Linked DNA regions of Mus musculus: region 2 is linked to region 1. A link is a loop called in an ENCODE intact Hi-C map of the cell type or tissue named here. Cell type or tissue: left cerebral cortex. All regions are shown on one strand.

Region 1 (2,500 bases):
AGGATTGTTGCATGCCAGGCAAACACTCTTCACCAAGCTAGATCCCCGCTTCACGTCCTCTGCCCTCTCCCCTCCCTCCACCTCTTGGTGAGATGGTTGTAGGTAAGGATTTTTACAGTGCTTTATGATAGGCAACTTTGAGAGTGCTTTAACCATCTGAAGAGTGAACAGCCTCTAATTCTACAAAGTCATGATTTTAAAGGGCAGTAGCCACACGTTTCCAGTTAAACTTATGAATTAAATAAAACAAAATAACAACAATAACAGCAAAAACAAAAGCTTGAAAGAAACCCAGTAACTTCAAGATGTTTTCTCAGCCCTGCAGTAGTTAGCGTCTGCCTTCCCCACCCCACAGAGCCTGGGGAGAGGTTTCGAAGTATGAACCGATTTGGGGGACTTAGTCTCCAGGCACAGTTATCCACAGGGCAAAGGAGGAAACAGAGGAGGGCCGGGACATCTCATAGTTGTTTATAAGAAAAGGCAGCTTTCACAGGGCCATTTCTGCTGAGTGTAGCTTCCAGTCCTGCCCCACACCGCCAATAATGCAGAGTTAATTCAATGGACTAACCCATTATAGTGTAGCGCAAGGTAAGGTTGAGAACACTCAGGGGATGATATGGCCCAACAGGGAATTTTAATGGGCATAGTTACAGATCAGGCATGGTGCCGTCATATCGGAGTCCACGTGAATGGCGTTGTGAAGGACACAACGTTCTCGGCCCTAACAAAGGCTAAGTGGTGTCCAGGCAGTTACGGGGTCCTGGTGTTTTGAGGACAAACACTAAATTTCTTGACATCCCTCCAACCCCCACCCCAGGCTCCTTATTGCTGCCCAAGAGATAGACTGTTCATAGCCATTCTTCCTTCACCTTCCGTCTCCCAAACATCTCTGTAGAGTATAAGGGGAGGGGTGTAGACTCATAGACCATTGATTTGGAAACTTCTTTTTCCTCAAAGGGCAGCCAAGCACTGCCACCTCCGCTTGCAGCCATTGCCGCCAGTCGCTCCTGAAAGGCCAGGAGAGTCCGCAAGGTGGCGCTGTCCTAGACCCGCGCCCGCAGCGGGTGCCAAGGGCACGGAAAGTGTGCGAGTGGGAGTTCCCGGGGGGTGCCCAGACCGAGAGCATCCAGGGAGGTCGACTGTTGTGGGCGCTGGGTAGGTGAAAGGTTTGGCTGGGCTCAGACCACTCCAGATCTGCCCAGGTGACCTGTGGCCTCGCCACCCCAGCAACCCCAACTCTTTCTTCCCGACCTGGTGTGCTGGACTCTGAGGTTGTCTGTATCACGCCTATCTTGACCTGGCTCCCAGGTCCCCGATCATGGTCTACCCCTGTAGGCAACTCTCCTCCGAGGGAGGCGCCCTGGTCGTCTAGTCCCTCCTGGTACCCACTGGAGAGGACCACAGGGCACACCGCTCAGCTATCCTTCCCCAGTAGAGGTGCAGCGCTCTCCGAGGAGACGCAGCTACTCACCGCGGAGCCTCTCTCGCCTTGCCCAGGGTTCCCATGGTCGCGGCTCTCTGCGCCCCTGGAGCCGTCTCACCTAGAGCGGTGGGATCGGCTCGGCCGGGCGCCGCGCATCCCTCGGCCGCCGCTGGCCCTCGCAGCCCGGAGCCGACCACTCTTGGAGCCCGGCGAGCCGACCCAGGCTCACCCGCAGGCACAAAGTTTGTGCGAGCGCGCTCCCTACGCTCGCTCCCGCGCGCGCACACACTCTCTCGCACCAACCACCTGACAGGCGTTGATGTTATCATCAGGCTGGAGGAAACGTGGGGCGCCCTCAGTTCTTCTTCGAATCCTGCCCCCATTACTTGGTAGCGCCCCGAGGAGTTGCGCCGCCCTAGCGTCTCCCTTCATCCCCGCCTGCCATTCATCTCTCCCAGCCCAAGAGTTAGGTCCGAGGGGTGCAGAGTGAGTTGCCCCGAAATTGACAAAGCTAGAGCCTTGCGAAGAGTTGCCTCCACCCAAGGCTACGAGTCCCCTAGGGGGGTGGGGGTGGGGGCTCTGCTGAGACCCTTTCCCGGATGGCAGGACTGTCTTGTATGTATCAGTGAGGGTACACAGTCGGGTCTGGGCAAGGAAGGCAGAACCCCCCTAAACTACTACGCACTTAGTTCTCTTTGGCATATTTAAAAAAAGAGAAGACTTAGCTGTGTGCACTGCACTACGGAGGAGGCGGTGGGTGTGGAGGTGAGCTGTCAGGTTAGAGGCTGCTGCTTGGGAGTTTGTGGGTGTGGTAGACCAAGAGAGCCAAGTGGGAGTGGAAGGCTAGGGGAGGGGCTTTCTTGCAATGTCAGCGTGCCAGCAGACCTGGCCAAGAGGGGAGACCTACCTGCTACTTGTCTGGAACATGGCCACGGTAATACCAACAGCTAATGCTGATCCAGTGCTGTTTCCTACATGTTACCTCGTTAAGCCACCCCTCCAAACGCAAAGAGGGCACTGCGTAAGATTTAGAGAACACCAGGCTCTCACAGCCAGTAAACCGAAAAGAGAGGTGGC
Region 2 (2,500 bases), 78 kb before region 1:
TGTGTATGTATGTATGTGTGTGTGTATGTGTGTATGTATGTATGTATGTGTGTATGTATGTATGTGTGTATGTATGTAACTTTTTGTAATCTTTCATGTTTACTTTTAGGTGAAGGATATTCTCTGTAGAGTCCAGAAAAACCATGTGGGAAAGCCATTGCTAAAGGTTGATTTAAGTTCTGAACAGGCAGTAAGTGGTTCTTTTACTAGCTTTACAACTAAGTGAGGGCATAACTGTATTAGTTCATTTTAAAACATTTTTTTGTCACTGTAGTGAAATACAGTAGTATTCACTACTGTAGTGGCAGGCTGCCATTAGTAAAGAGACTTAGATTGCAGTTTTGAAGGCTGAAAATCTAAACCACATAGTGCCAGCTCTGGCAGGGCTGGTCTTTGTATCTGGCACTCCTGATGGGTGGCAAGGATGGTTTGTGTATATAAAGACAATACCGATGAAGAGGCATCCCAAAGTCCTTTTCAGGGTCTTGCCTGCAGTTAGTTGACCTACGTCTTCTCTCTTGGCCCCACCTTACACAGGCTCTCTGTGCTCTTTCTTTTCTCTCCCTACACCTGCCACCTTGCAGACCACACCTCCAGCAGGAACCTTTGAGGGGACAAGCAACATCCAAGTCCATTGTACTGCCTTCTTTTTATAAATGGACATTTAGTATTTTGGAGAAATAGAATTGATATTCTAGAGTAATCTATCACAACAGTTTAATCAAGTCATTAATTTAAAATATCTACTTAGTCAAGAATATTTATAGTGCCCAATAGATTAGCAGAATTGTGATTTGAAAGGATAATTTGTGAAGCTAGCAAGAAAGGCAGGTATTGGCATAGTCTTTCCTTATTAATGTGCACTGTTTAGTAAATTGATGTCTTACTAAATAAATATATCTAATGAAAGATATAGGCATCTTTAATAGCTTCTGAACACTATAAATGTTTTATCATTAAATGTTATTTAAATAATTTTTCATAGTCTCATAGGACCATAAAATGATCATTTAGTGTTTAAAGTACAGTAATTTTCAACTTCTTTTCTGAAGAATCAGTGTCTAATTTTTGTGTTTCATCCCCAATTCTTTAGGAAAAACTGGAAAGAATTAATGATGCTCTTTCCTGTGAATATGAGTGTCGCCGACGGATGTTAATGAAACGATTGGATGTGACAGTGCAGTCCTTTGGATGGTCCGATAGAGCAAAGGTGAGGCTGCTTTCCCACTGGTGTCCTGTAGGTGGCAGTGTGGGGCAGCTCCTGCCAGGCTTTCTCTGCTGTAGGTACCTAGGCCCAGTCACTCTTTACTCTATTCTAACCTACATGTTCAGTTACCAGTGCTCTTCCATACAATGATCCTAGTCTCCTATAGGTCCATGTTTGCTGATGACTTTTTCCCTGGCTTTCACCTTCCTTTTAATTTGCATGGCTTGATTTATACCAGTGCATAAAGGCGTATGTGTGAGCTGAGCGAGTTACAGATGTGAGTGAGTAACTAATGAAGCAGTAGCGTAGGGGCAGGTTTAGGGAGAACTGCTGTTGGAACAGGTTTCTTGTGTTTCTTAGGCCGTGTGACTGCAGCATGTCGTCTCATTGAAGAGAGTGGAGGAGTGGAGCCTTCCAACTCGAAGCTTTTCAGATAGCTTGGGGCCTTTGATCTTTCCAAGTGTTAGTCTGGGGTTCTCTCTGCCCCTCTCATATCATAGTGTAAGAACTTTCCAAACAGTAAATAGAGGCAGTCATTGGACTTTCCCTATTTCAAGGACTGCTGCAATGAGCTCTGTAATATCCAGTATATGACAATCCTTGGTTGCCATGATTCCTCTAGCAGCTTTTAGTCAATACCCTTCGCTTCATATCTGCTGCCTGTTATTCAGCTTCTAGCACAGTGGAGCTCTGATATTACCTCATACTGTTGTTTTGCCCTTCTTCCTGGGTTATAGCACTTGGTGTCACTTATACCACTATGATTTGACATCCTTCAAGGTTCATAGGCTAGAAGCTTGGTTCCCACCGTGGTGGTGGTCAGTGGAGTCTATCCACCCTGATGAATGGTCTGACCCTGGTCTTGAGGTTTGGTCTTACACGAATGAATTAGTTCTTGTGAAGTGGGCTGTTTAAAGTGCAGCTGTCATGAACTTGACCCCTCTGCAACATAGTCTTTTCTCTTTCCATATCATTTTCATGTTGGGATGTAGCTGGTGGACCTAGCCAGCATGCCTTTTGGACTAATCACTAGACTCACAAGCCAAATGCACCTGTAAGTTATCCAGCATCAGGGATTTTGTTAAAGCAGCACAAAAGCAATATATGAGTTTCATTCAGTGAGTGTCTAGCCTGGGATAGACAATCTAAGACTCTAGCAGTTAGAGAACTCAAAGACATGAAAGGAAAAGTTAAACTCTCATTATTTGCAAATACATGATTTATTTAGAAAACATCCTACAGATCTACTCAAAAACTCTTAGACCTAATAAACACATAGTTAAGTTATGGGAT

What was found. Peaks named below come from ENCODE experiments on the same cell type or tissue, not always from the same donor. Only the 100,000 strongest peaks of a DNase experiment are listed, where the experiment ranks them.
Region 2: a loop joins it to region 1, with 2.2 times the contacts of the local background. A loop is called at or near these places in 5 of 42 quality-filtered maps.

Annotation. Positions count from the first base shown.
Region 1 is chr2:117,341,204-117,343,703 of GRCm38, forward strand. Rasgrp1 (RAS guanyl releasing protein 1) reads right to left here and starts at 1,674. Exons shown (of 17, transcript NM_011246.3): 1 at 1,472-1,674. The coding sequence starts at 1,506. In left cerebral cortex, CTCF peaks have their summits at 1,041 (motif pointing right) and 1,843; DNase peaks (open chromatin) are centred at 107, 501, 616, 1,045 and 4 more places; H3K4me3 peaks cover 2,224 bases; H3K27ac peaks cover 2,106 bases.
Region 2 is chr2:117,262,730-117,265,229 of GRCm38, forward strand. Fam98b (family with sequence similarity 98, member B) reads left to right here. Exons shown (of 8, transcript NM_026620.3): 5 at 110-190; 6 at 1,094-1,210. Among named protein-coding and RNA genes, the nearest start is that of Fam98b, 14 kb to the left of the region's middle. In left cerebral cortex, a CTCF peak has its summit at 1,236 (motif pointing right); a DNase peak (open chromatin) is centred at 1,246.